Regions from separate parts of the Homo sapiens genome. Here region 1 is linked to region 2. A link is a contact called in ENCODE Hi-C or POLR2A ChIA-PET data. All regions are on one chromosome and are shown on one strand. Each heading gives the region's core, a stretch centred on a gene start or an enhancer-like site at or near the end of the contact. The rest is flanking DNA. Distances are from core to core; before and after follow the strand shown. Region 1 overlaps GACAT3 (gastric cancer associated transcript 3). Region 2 holds the start of MYCNOS (MYCN opposite strand).

Evidence for each region. A loop is a pair of places that touch in the nucleus more often than their neighbours do. ChIA-PET counts read pairs that join two places held with the same protein, here RNA polymerase II (POLR2A). Pooled maps may share reads with other maps.
Region 1: a map of dorsolateral prefrontal cortex shows a loop between it and region 2 (16-fold over the local background). The contact joins the enhancer-like site here to the promoter of MYCNOS in region 2. A Hi-C loop is called at or near these places in 8 of 168 maps with a recorded cell type or tissue (CD4-positive, alpha-beta T cell, Caco-2, Calu3 and 3 more), 1 of 37 single-sample maps with no recorded cell type and 7 of 50 pooled maps. POLR2A ChIA-PET finds 5 or more read pairs at or near these places in 1 of 52 experiments (HepG2).

What each region holds. Positions count from the first base shown.
Region 1 is chr2:16,066,951-16,073,669 of GRCh38, forward strand. It overlaps GACAT3 (gastric cancer associated transcript 3), which reads left to right. Exons shown (of 4, transcript NR_126559.1): 2 at 6,354-6,492. Among named protein-coding and RNA genes, the nearest start is that of GACAT3, 20 kb to the left of the region's middle. Within about 2 kb of position 3,666, at least 4 of the 41 ENCODE cell types and tissues checked have a DNase peak (open chromatin) inside an H3K27ac peak, as active enhancers do; they include dorsolateral prefrontal cortex, where a contact is called at or near this core.
Region 2 is chr2:15,940,396-15,946,635 of GRCh38, forward strand. MYCNOS (MYCN opposite strand) reads right to left here and starts at 1,290. Exons shown (of 4, transcript NR_110230.2): 1 at 1,137-1,290; 2 at 579-702. MYCN (MYCN proto-oncogene, bHLH transcription factor) reads left to right here and starts at 155. Exons shown (of 3, transcript NM_005378.6): 1 at 155-348; 2 at 1,553-2,459; 3 at 5,098-6,240. The coding sequence starts at 1,670. The coding sequence ends at 5,702. RefSeq lists an enhancer at 1-283.

The DNA.
Region 1 (6,719 bases), core at 2,416-4,915, 130 kb after region 2:
TAGTGCTGACTTCTTGTGGTGCAAATCTATTAATTTTGATGTAATAAAAAAAGTGTTCATAGAAACAAGCAAGAAATAAATAGGGACATTAAGATTATATGGAAAGGTGGAAACTGGAAGGTGAGCTAAGAATTGTCCAGATGACAGGCAAAGGCAGTGGAGGCAACGTGGATGACGCAGGTTGGTTAAATTCATGTGTATTTTAAAAGGGTGACTGTCCATTATGCACACAACTCACAGGCTCTGCTTCCTGGAGAGCCAGGCCGTTGCTTTTTTGATGAAAGAAAATCATTTCAACATGCGGAAGGAGAGGGCTTTTTGACTATAGCTTCTTCGAAGTGTGACCTCCAAATGGTCACATATCAAGGTGCCTCGTATTTACCTTCATGCCGGGCTTTCAAATCAACAGTTGGAGACTTTCAACATTTCTATTGTGCGGTTTTAGCGCACGGATTAAAAAGAAATCCATCTGTTAATATTTGTTTTTCTTGTCCTTCGTTAACCAAAGATTCTTAGGAACTTTCCAATTTGAAGGAACAACTTTTATTCATCATCTTGGTTAGAAGCAGCTTCTGCAGCTTGGGCCTTCCTCTTAGAGGGGAGCACATCTTAAATAAGGAAGGACTTGGTGAGTGATACTAGCCCTTCTCTAGCAGAGCGAGATGCCAAAAGGTACAGGCCTGGTTCTAAGGTGCTGAATGAACTAACTGCAAATGGTTGTTGATTCTGTTTGCTTGTTGGAGCGCCTACTGTGCGCTGGACAGGGAGCTGGACACCTGGTAAATCTTCTATAGTCTTTATAACAATGTTGCAAAGTGAGCATTATCAATATCCCTGCTTAAATGAGACAGCGTGGAGAGGTTAAGGAATTTACCTAGAGCCACTCAGCTAAGTAGTTGAGCTGGGATTCAAGCCACATGTGTCTGTCTTTGTGGCCTCTATTGGGTCACACTTCCCAGAAGCCCTGAAATCACCAGGGAAAAGATGGCGTCTCCGAGAGCCCACCGAGGGGGATGGGGGACTTAGGCTCATCTCGCCAGGGTGGGGGAGGTAGAGGGAGCAGCCAGATGCTCCAGCCATCTCAGGTCAAATGAAGCCTGATCCTTTCTCAGCTTGATTTGACCTAGAACTGGGAAACAGATGGGTCCAAGCAGCCCCAGGGTCTGAGGACGGCTGGGCAGACACATGCGTCCTGGCTGCAATCGCTCTCGTTCTGAGGGCCCAGGGCTGGGGGCTGCCCTGGGACCCAAGCTCCAGTGTGGGTCTTTTGACTTATAAAACCTTAGCTAGGAATTCCTCTGTCAGGCTAGAGGGCTCGTCCTTTCTGAGGGCAGTAGACCCAGGGAGGCCCAGAGCAAATCCAGGGAGATAAGGCAGATGTCAACAGATGCATTGTAAACAACGTGGTGTGGATACTGGAAGAGATAGCGGAGGAGATAAACAGGAATCTAGGAAAGGTGCCCCATGGACTTGAGGCTAACTCAACCCCAAAGAGCTGTCCTTTTGCAATGCTGGGCCATGAAGCTGTTTAGAAACACCCTCTAACTGTATGAGCATGGGACCTGGCTCACAGATTTTTACTACATGTGTGTTAAGTGAATGAACTAATGAATAGAGACCTAGGCATTATTCATTCACTACTCATTTACTGATGTGAGGACAAACAGTTCCAGTTTGTCTAGGACTAAGGGGTGTCCCGGGATGTGGGACTTTCAGTGCTAAGACAAGGAATGTCCTGGGCAAACCAGGACTAGTTGGTCTCTGTAGTTACTGAGGATCTATGATGGACTGGACCCTGGGCCCCCACTGGGCATATGGAGGTAAGTCAGACTCAGTTCTCACTCTCAAGAAGTGCACAGCATGGTTGCAACAGGAAGATAGAAGGAAGAGTGGCAAGTGTCATGATAGGGCCATGAACAAGAGTGAGGCTATGGAGCCTGACACTTTGGCGATGGCTTTTTTTTTTTTTTTTGAGATGGAGTCTCGCTCTGTCCCCCAGGCTGGAGTGCAGTGGCTCGATCTCAGCTCACTGCAAGCTCCGCCTCCCGGGTTCACGCCATTCTCCTGCCTCAGCCTCCTGAGTAGCTGAGACTACAGGCGCTCCCCACCACGCCCGGCTAATTTTTTATATTTAGCGATGGCTTTTAAGAGGAGGAGTAAACACTGGCTTGAGTCTCATGGGAGAGGAACTCACCAGATCCCTACAAGAAGCTTGGAAAGGGCCTTGAGGTTAAGAGACAGCTGGGACTAAGGCCTAGAGGCTCACACAACAATGGTTTGGTTCAAGAAACAGTAGGCAGCATATGTGCGTGTTGGAGGGGTGGGATTGGGAGCATGTGGAGGTTGTAGGGTTGGAGAGGTATTTGAGGGTCCAGTTACAAGTGGTAAGCTATGCTAAGAAAGATTAAATTGATAATATAGGCAATAGGGAGCTGTTGAAGGTTTTCTGAGCATGGAGAGATAGAATCAGATATTACAAAACATTTCATTCATTCAACACATGTTTACTAAGCATCTATTATGTGCCATACATTGTGCTGGAGGAATGAATGAATAAATGCATGCATGCATGGCTATCACTTAATTTTCCAATCACAGTGAGGATCCTTGAAATCCAGGGACCAGCTGATGTGACTTGTGGGCCTATGATCTCTGTCAGAAAATCATTCTGCAATGAGCAAATCTAAGACAGCCAGCATTGGCTCCCGCCACCGCCCCCTTATCTGTTTTTCTTTTTGCAAAAGACCTTGAGGCCTGTAGTCGGTTCCACTACAAAACGGTTACACAATTTCCCTGGGAGAAGGCGAGTTTCCACCTTTGGGGATGAATGAGCCCTTTCTTTTCTGGAGAGCCGGCCAATGAGGCACAGGCTGGGTACTGCAGGAGGCGCGGCTGAGGGAACAGCAGGCCTCGGTCTAATTTGGGGGTAACTATTTGTTTTTTCATTAAACAAAGTCTGCATGGTAGGAATTGTGGTTGCAGGAGCCTCGGGAGGCCGATAAAGCAGGCAGGGCGAGTCTGCCGGGAGCAGCGGGCGAGGGAGCTGCTCTCTGATTCTGCTGCTGCCCAAAGCTTCCACTTTTCTGGGGCTGCAGGTCCTATAAATGGTGCCTTTGAGGAGGCTGCCCTGGTGACAGCAGGACCCTCCCTGCAGCACCCACTCGGCCACTGACTTCTGAAAGCGGGATTGTCCCTCCCCAAGCCCTGCCCTCCTGCGACATTCCTCATGCTGACCATTGTCTGCAGAAAGAGGCCATTGTCTGGGGCTGACATATCTGCTGACCAGGCACATGAAACAAGCAGAGCTTTGGGGAGGAAGAAATCCACCCAAACCAACAAAAAACCTGAGCCTAGCCTGAGGGCAGGGCTTAGACCCAGCTTGCTGAATTTCCTGATTCACTGGTGTTCTTCCCGAGACGAAGTGCCCACCATTGTGGGAGGATCCGAGTTTTATCTCTGGGCTGGAATGACACCGTCTCTGCCTTTGTGTCAACAGCACTGAGAGGCCTTGTTTAGGATGATGTGGCCAGTGCTGAGAAGGGCTTGTTTGAAGAGAAAAAAGAAAAAAACAGAACAATGTTTATCCAGCAGGCAGCTCCTGCCAAGGCGGCCTCCTCGCTGTCCTCTCCGTAGGATGCTGCTCGCCAGGCCTTCTTGGCTGTTCCTCGGCCTTGGGTGCAGGCCGTGGGTGGGGGGACAGCCAGCTGGTAGACACCGGTATTCGATGTCAGCTCTTACAACAGGGAGGTGGGTAAACAGGCTGCTGTCCCCACCTCTCCCAGGCACCCCCTGTGGCCTTGACTGCCCAGCCCTCCCCCTAACATCTTCCCCACCCACAACTAAGTTAACTCACACCAGGGGCAGCAGAGCCTTCAGACCTGTGGCCGCTACATCCATTCTGGGCACTTGGTGCCCCCACATGTACCCTTCCCTTCGGATTTGGAATATCACCGCTGCATGCAGGCACATTGCTGAGGCCAGCTGAATTGCCTTTGGGCATTAAGCCTCAGAGAGCCTCGCTACTCAAATGGTGGTCCCAGGACCAGCAGCAGCGGTGTTACCAGGGGCTAGTTAGAAATGAAGATTCTCAGGCCCATCTTGCTGTGTCAGAATCTGCATTTTAACAAGATTGCCTGCATCTATTTGCACATTAAGTTTGAGAAGCACTGGTCTACATCAGTGGTTCTCAAACAAGGCAGCCTATTGGAATCACCTGGGGAGCTTTTAAGAGTCTCAAAGACCAGGCAGCCTCTCCGGCCAATTATATGAGGATCTCTGGGGTGGGGGCGGTGGGGAGTGACACTGGAACATCAGTGTTTTCTCACACTTTCCAAATGACTTCAATGTGTCTCCAGGTTTGAGGCAGAGGAGCTAGGATGGGGCCCTCTTTCCCCAGTCCTTGGACTGGGTTTCCGTCAGTCACGATATTCTCACTTAGTACAACTCAGCAACTTTTCCTGAGAATTTTCTATGTGCCAGGAACCACAACAATTGCTGAGGTTTTATCAATGATGTTGGTACGTGTTCACTTCTGCAATGTCTTTCTGGCCCAAAGAACTCCTAGTCATCCTTCAAAGCCCAGTTTAGAAACCTCCTTCTCTGTGATGTGTTTTTTGACCTCTTGAAATGGGGAAAATGCTTCTTCCTTTTAACTCACATTGTCCTCTGCATTTTTCTATTATTGAATTTGTCATGCTGAGTCATAAACATCTATTTACCAATCACTGGACTGGGAGCCTCAAGGACAGGGACAGTATATTATTTATCTGTCGCCACGCTGGAGTGTGGTGGCGCGATCTTGGTTCACTGCAACCTCCGCCTCCTGGCTTCAAGTGATTCTCCTGCCTCAGCCGCCCGAGTAGCTGGGACTACAGGTGCGCACCACCACGCCCAGCTAATTTTTGTATTGTTAGTAGAGACGGGTTTCACCATATTGTCCAGGATGGTCTCGATCTCTTGACCTTTCGATCCACCCGCCTCAGCCTCCCAAAGTGCTGGGATGACAGGCATGAGCCTGGGCTATATCTTATTTATCTTTGCATCCCGGGGTCTAGGGCAGGGCCTGGGCATAAAGCAGGTGCTCAGTAAATGCTGTTGACTGATAACATGAATGCCTGAAGGAATACAAGAATGGGTGAAGATACATTCCCTACCCTTAAAAAACTTAAATTCTAGAAGGAGAGACCATCATGTGCAAAATTAATGTGACATTAACGTCTGATGGGTGTTTGACAGAGGTTTACCCAACTTCTGTGGGAGTGCAGGGCTGGGAGAGGGCCATCGACAGTGAGATCCGGAGTGGTCCACGCTCTGCTTATTATCGCTTTTCCAGTGTATACACCAGGGATGTCACTCGAGTGGTCCTCTTTGGCTCCTTTCCTTGTTGTAGTTGGAGACAAGAAAATAGTCCAATAAATGGAAGGTAAAGATATTTTTACATTTCTAGAAGGTGGTTGTTCTGCTACATGCAGAACAGATGACTGTGGTTAGACTGTCAGGCCCTGGACCCAAGTCTGGAGAGCCTCAGATAGAGGGAGGAGTCTAATGGGCCCAGACAACTGCTAAGCAGCTGCTGCAGTCCACGCTGGCCACTATGTGTCTACAATGGTGTAGGTTGTGGGGTGGCTGGTCACAGCTAAGATCAGGGCCCTGGCAGAGTGAAGGCCTGGCCCATCAGAGGCAGGACGCACTGCCCAGGCAGGTGTGCATCTGGCTCATGTGGGCTCCTTCCCCGCAGAGGCTTCGCAAAGCTAAGCCATCCTGTCCTGGAGGAAGGGCAGAGGCCAGTCAATCAGCTAAATGGGTACAAAAAAGCAATAGAGACAGAGCAAGTGTAAGGCAGGTGCTGGAAGCTGATGAGCACAGCAGAGGTCAGTGGGCACAAAGGTTTGAGCCAAAGGACAGCAGGCTGGAACAGGCAATGGGGAGGGGCTCTGAGACACGCAGAAGGGGGTTCTGACTCTTATGGCAGAGATTTTAAGCCCCTAGGGTGGCATGATAAGGAAGAAAAGGGTTCAGTGAAGGGTAGTAGAGATGACGGGTGATTCCTTTACCTGCACAAAAGAGGAGAAAGCTGGGAGGGCTGACACTAATGCTACTATTGGCAGCTTGGCTGGAATCTCTCCCCTAGAGCAGCCCTGAGGGTCTCTCCTAGAGCTCAGTGGAGACACAGGCCGCATGGCTGCTTGGCTGCTAGCAGATACTCGGGGGTCCTGGGATATTTGGGAGGAAGGTTTCCATTTCCCTGTCTTTTCTCATTTTCCTGCACAGGCCAGGGATTCATTTTCTGCGTCAAAGATATCTGTTCTACTCTTTAGCAATGCATCTCTCTCTTCCCTTTGCACCACACACAGCCAGCTCCTGTGTAAGGAAGTCAAGATTTTCTCAAGGGAAAAATCACCCTAGAAACCATCAACTCATGACAAACGTGATCTCCAACGTTCATTGTGGAAAATAGCCTCAAGGATGAGATGATGAGGATTTTGAAGATGGGTGAGTAGGTCGTCTACTTCCCGGAGGAGAAGGAAGGCCAGGACTCTCTGGGGCATGTCCTAAATGTCCTTCTCTTCAGTTCTGACTTTTCAAATCTGTCTCTTGCTGGGGCCAGCGAGGAGGGCTGGGCAGGATGGGCACCCGAAGAGGCTGGGAGGGAAGATGCTGAATTCCAGGGGGCCCTACATCATCCTGAAGGTCAAATTGAGTGAGCCTAGTTCAGAAAG
Region 2 (6,240 bases), core at 40-2,539:
CTCCCCTGATTTTTATGGAAATCAGGAGGGCGGGGTAAAGCCGCTTTCCTCTCCTTTCTCCCTCCCCCTTGTCTGCGCCACAGCCCCCTTCTCTCCCCGCCCCCCGGGTGTGTCAGATTTTTCAGTTAATAATATCCCCCGAGCTTCAAAGCGCAGGCTGTGACAGTCATCTGTCTGGACGCGCTGGGTGGATGCGGGGGGCTCCTGGGAACTGTGTTGGAGCCGAGCAAGCGCTAGCCAGGCGCAAGCGCGCACAGACTGTAGCCATCCGAGGACACCCCCGCCCCCCCGGCCCACCCGGAGACACCCGCGCAGAATCGCCTCCGGATCCCCTGCAGTCGGCGGGAGGTAAGGAGCAGGGCTTGCAAACCGCCCGGCGCCCAGGGAAGCGACGAGCGCCGGGGCAAGGCAAGCCCTGGACGGGATTGCGACGTGCGCACCGGGCGCCCTAATATGCCCGGGGGACTGTTTCTGCTTCCGAAACAAAACCATCTCTGGGTTTTCCCAGAAAAGCCAGTTCCAGCCCCGAAGGCATCCTGGCTAGAGGAGACCCGCCCTAATCCTTTTGCAGCCCTTACCGGGGGGAGTAATGGCTTCTGCGAAAAGAAATTCCCTCGGCTCTAGAAGATCTGTCTGTGTTTGAGCTGTCGGAGAGCCGGTGCGTCCCCACCCCAGGCTGGGGTTCTTCTCCAAAGGGTGCCCCTGGAGGAAGAAGAGGGGGGGATTAGGCAGGGCGAGGCCGCCGCGGTCGCAATCTGGGTCACGGCTGCTCCAGCTTGGAGGAGAGGCGGCTCTCCCGGCGACCCTCCTCGCGCGGGCGCCCCTGCCATTCCCGGGAACAGGGGCTCAGCCTCTCCCTCCCTGGAAGAGGACGTTGTCGTGGGTTTGGAAGAGCAGGGGTGGGCTTAGAGAGCTTCCAATTAAGCTATTGGCAGGAGTATCCCTGCAGCGGGTGAATGCCGAGGGGCGTTTGCTCAAATTTGGGGAGGGGAAGGATTTGTGGATATGGGTGTCTGTTGTTGGTCTCTGTCTAGAGAAAGGCTTTTTTTTATTTGCAAAGTTTTCTAAATCCCCTGCTATCATTTGCACTCCTGAGGTTGCATTTTTACAAAGGGGGTAGAAGGTACTCCAAATACCATTCCCGGTAGCTGGGTCGGAGAGCCTGGGGCTTCCCCTGAGCAGCCGGCCCCACACCGCTGCGAGTGCGGTTGTCTGCGTGCTCGTGAGAGCTAGAATTCTGCAGCCAGGAACAGCCCCCTCCCCCAGGCAGTGCCTTGTGTGAATGAAATGGCAGTTTCCAAAGTTGCGGAGCCTCGCCACCACCCCCTGCATCTGCATGCCCCCTCCCACCCCCTGTCGTAGACAGCTTGTACACAAAAGGAGGGCGGGAGGGAGGGAGCGAGAGGCACAACTTCCTCCACCTTCGGGAGCAGTGGGCAGAGTGGGGGGCTTGGAGGGAAGATTGGGGAACCTGGTTAGAGGGGGCGCCCATTGCCTATCCCCTCGGTCTGCCCCGTTTGCCCACCCTCTCCGGTGTGTCTGTCGGTTGCAGTGTTGGAGGTCGGCGCCGGCCCCCGCCTTCCGCGCCCCCCACGGGAAGGAAGCACCCCCGGTATTAAAACGAACGGGGCGGAAAGAAGCCCTCAGTCGCCGGCCGGGAGGCGAGCCGATGCCGAGCTGCTCCACGTCCACCATGCCGGGCATGATCTGCAAGAACCCAGACCTCGAGTTTGACTCGCTACAGCCCTGCTTCTACCCGGACGAAGATGACTTCTACTTCGGCGGCCCCGACTCGACCCCCCCGGGGGAGGACATCTGGAAGAAGTTTGAGCTGCTGCCCACGCCCCCGCTGTCGCCCAGCCGTGGCTTCGCGGAGCACAGCTCCGAGCCCCCGAGCTGGGTCACGGAGATGCTGCTTGAGAACGAGCTGTGGGGCAGCCCGGCCGAGGAGGACGCGTTCGGCCTGGGGGGACTGGGTGGCCTCACCCCCAACCCGGTCATCCTCCAGGACTGCATGTGGAGCGGCTTCTCCGCCCGCGAGAAGCTGGAGCGCGCCGTGAGCGAGAAGCTGCAGCACGGCCGCGGGCCGCCAACCGCCGGTTCCACCGCCCAGTCCCCGGGAGCCGGCGCCGCCAGCCCTGCGGGTCGCGGGCACGGCGGGGCTGCGGGAGCCGGCCGCGCCGGGGCCGCCCTGCCCGCCGAGCTCGCCCACCCGGCCGCCGAGTGCGTGGATCCCGCCGTGGTCTTCCCCTTTCCCGTGAACAAGCGCGAGCCAGCGCCCGTGCCCGCAGCCCCGGCCAGTGCCCCGGCGGCGGGCCCTGCGGTCGCCTCGGGGGCGGGTATTGCCGCCCCAGCCGGGGCCCCGGGGGTCGCCCCTCCGCGCCCAGGCGGCCGCCAGACCAGCGGCGGCGACCACAAGGCCCTCAGTACCTCCGGAGAGGACACCCTGAGCGATTCAGGTAAAGACCGAACTCGGGTCCGGCTGCCTCCCTGGGGCACTGGACCCCGGGTCGCGTCCCCTTTGTTAGTGCTCGTATGTCTTGGCCTGGGGAGCATTTTGGAGGCAGTGCTAGGGGCAGAGAGGTCCTGTTTCCCCCAAGTCTCTCCTCGGGGTAAAGAGAAGGGGCTGAGAGAATGCCGTTGCAAAAGGGGTGCTCTCCAATTCTCGCCTTCACTAAAGTTCCTTCCACCCTCTCCTGGGGAGCCCTCCTCTAGGCCATCACGGGCCCTCACCCGGTCCCCCACCTCTCTTTTGCAGCGCAGTCTGAGGAATAAAATTGGAGAAAGTTGGTGGCTAAACCGGGTGGGGGTTTAGGGGGTTGCTGGGTGCACTGCCTGGACAGAAACCTGTTAGCGCAGGGGTGAAAGGGACTCTCTGGCCCAGGTCAGGGGAGGGAAAGACATCCCGAGAAGATTCAAGGGCTGTGCAAAGCCCTGTTTAAGGCGCAGGAACTTATAGGAGGGTTGCACAGATGGCTAGAGCCGATTTTCTATTCTTTTTCTTTTTCTTTTTTTTTTTTTTTCAAATGTCGGTACCTTTCCCTTCCCCCATCCTCGGTGGGTGGTGGGCTATTTGCTCCTGGTGCGTGGCCAGCAGGCGGCGATATGCGAGGCCAGCAGGCGGGCCCGGGATCTGAAAGGCTGGGGGTGGTGGGGGCACCCTCCCTCCCTCCATTCAGCAGCTGGCTGCAAGTGCAACAGCAGTTGTGTACATTCTCAGGGGGCCTCCTCTTTCCAGTGTGCAGTGGAAACTGGCTGTAGTTTTGTCTTCCAGCCTGAATTCCAGGCCTAATTTGAGATGTGAGTTGTATCTGTAACCCAGTGCCCTTGAAGGTGAGGGCAGGCACTCAGCAGCCTCTCCAGGAAGGCTCACATCCTGGGAGGACTCACTGATTAGTTCTATTGTGTTCATTTGTCTGTGTCTTAAGCTGAAGGGAAGAGTTAAAACCAAGCCTTTCCCTGGGGGTCTGGATGAACAGAACTCAACCCAAAGAGTGGCATTGCCTTGTCCTTGGAGCAGGGAGCTGGGACCCCCCTTGGACTTTGAAAACCAGTGTTTTCAGAATGCAGGTGGATAACAAGCCTAAATTTACTTCTGGGCTGAGGAGAGATCTTTGAGGCTCCTGGAAGGAAACTTGGTGATAAGCCTCCAGTTTGAAACGGCTCTGTCCCTTTAATGTCTGTGCCTTGACAGCTTTTGGTGAGGAAGCACTTCCTTCCAACAGCTGTCTTCTTGGCAGAAAACCAAAACATTGGCTTAAAGGGACCCACAGACTGGAACAGCCTCACATTTCGGCTTTAGAACAAATCCCACAATTGTTCAGCTTTCCGGTCCCCTTCAGATCAAGCAGAAGATATGTTTTGATTTTCATGCTTGTATTTTAAACAATAATTTTCTACCCCAGCGTGGTAGTCAATGAGGAGAGAGGGGAAGAATGCGCACATGATGCTACACGTTTCTGTTGTTGCTGTTATTATTGGTGGCTTTGAGGAGAGCTGCTCCCATTTGGGGGTTTATACCAACTGTGGATTATGGCTTTGTCATTAAGATTTGATCTTTGTTAAATGAAAAACTGTTTATTGTATAAAACTCAGGTTTGTGGACGAAAAGTTGTTTTTTTTCTTCAGTTAATTAAATTGTTCCTCAAGTTTGTTTAAGGACTTAAAATCAAACACAACCATGTGTAAACTGCTAAATGAGGCTCCTAAAATGAGAGGCCTCAACTCTTTAAGTGTGGAGCTAGAAATGTAAATAAGTCCACAGGGCAGACTGGTGATTATGATAAAAGCTACCATTTACTGAGCATCTGTCTACTAGGCTCAGCTCTATGCTAAGTCTACATGTTATCTGTCAAAGTGGTATCATCCCCATTTAATAGCTGAGGAAACAGAGGCTTAGAAAGGCTGGGTAACTTGACCAGGGTCATGCAACTAGTCTGCGGTGGAGCCAGGATTCTGTCTGACCCTAAAGGCCAAGTTCTTTATATTTATTTCTACCACCTGCTAAAGTCTTGAATGGAGGCTGAAAGCACAGTTGGGGTATGGGGAAGAAAAATATATATACATACATATATGTATATGTATGTATGTATGTATGGGGGGTTGTTTTGTTTTTGTTTTTGATAAGGAGTTTTGCTCTTGTTGCCCAGGCTGGAGTGCAGTGGTATGATCTGGGCTCACTGCAACCTCCGCCTCCCGGGTTCAAGTCATTCTCCTGCCTCAGCCTCCCGAGTAGCTGGGATTACCGGAGCATGCCACCACACCCAGCAAAGTTTTGTATTTTTAGTAGAGACAGGGTTTCACCATGTTGGCCAGGCTGATCTTGAACTCCTCATCTCAGGTGATCTGCCCGCCTCCGCTTCCCAAAGTGCTGGGATTACAGGTGTGAGTCACCGCGTCCGGCCTACAGATATATTTAATTTAAAGAGATCTAAAACAAATACAAAACTGTCCACATCTATGTTGATGGACCCATAAAAATAGCAGTCTGCCAGGGTCTGCCGGAAGAGACAGATAAGCATACATATTAACATGGATATATATGTGAATTTCATTCAAATGGTTCTCACATGAGAGTAACTAGCATCTTTCTCTCAGATGATGAAGATGATGAAGAGGAAGATGAAGAGGAAGAAATCGACGTGGTCACTGTGGAGAAGCGGCGTTCCTCCTCCAACACCAAGGCTGTCACCACATTCACCATCACTGTGCGTCCCAAGAACGCAGCCCTGGGTCCCGGGAGGGCTCAGTCCAGCGAGCTGATCCTCAAACGATGCCTTCCCATCCACCAGCAGCACAACTATGCCGCCCCCTCTCCCTACGTGGAGAGTGAGGATGCACCCCCACAGAAGAAGATAAAGAGCGAGGCGTCCCCACGTCCGCTCAAGAGTGTCATCCCCCCAAAGGCTAAGAGCTTGAGCCCCCGAAACTCTGACTCGGAGGACAGTGAGCGTCGCAGAAACCACAACATCCTGGAGCGCCAGCGCCGCAACGACCTTCGGTCCAGCTTTCTCACGCTCAGGGACCACGTGCCGGAGTTGGTAAAGAATGAGAAGGCCGCCAAGGTGGTCATTTTGAAAAAGGCCACTGAGTATGTCCACTCCCTCCAGGCCGAGGAGCACCAGCTTTTGCTGGAAAAGGAAAAATTGCAGGCAAGACAGCAGCAGTTGCTAAAGAAAATTGAACACGCTCGGACTTGCTAGACGCTTCTCAAAACTGGACAGTCACTGCCACTTTGCACATTTTGATTTTTTTTTTAAACAAACATTGTGTTGACATTAAGAATGTTGGTTTACTTTCAAATCGGTCCCCTGTCGAGTTCGGCTCTGGGTGGGCAGTAGGACCACCAGTGTGGGGTTCTGCTGGGACCTTGGAGAGCCTGCATCCCAGGATGCTGGGTGGCCCTGCAGCCTCCTCCACCTCACCTCCATGACAGCGCTAAACGTTGGTGACGGTTGGGAGCCTCTGGGGCTGTTGAAGTCACCTTGTGTGTTCCAAGTTTCCAAACAACAGAAAGTCATTCCTTCTTTTTAAAATGGTGCTTAAGTTCCAGCAGATGCCACATAAGGGGTTTGCCATTTGATACCCCTGGGGAACATTTCTGTAAATACCATTGACACATCCGCCTTTTGTATACATCCTGGGTAATGAGAGGTGGCTTTTGCGGCCAGTATTAGACTGGAAGTTCATACCTAAGTACTGTAATAATACCTCAATGTTTGAGGAGCATGTTTTGTATAC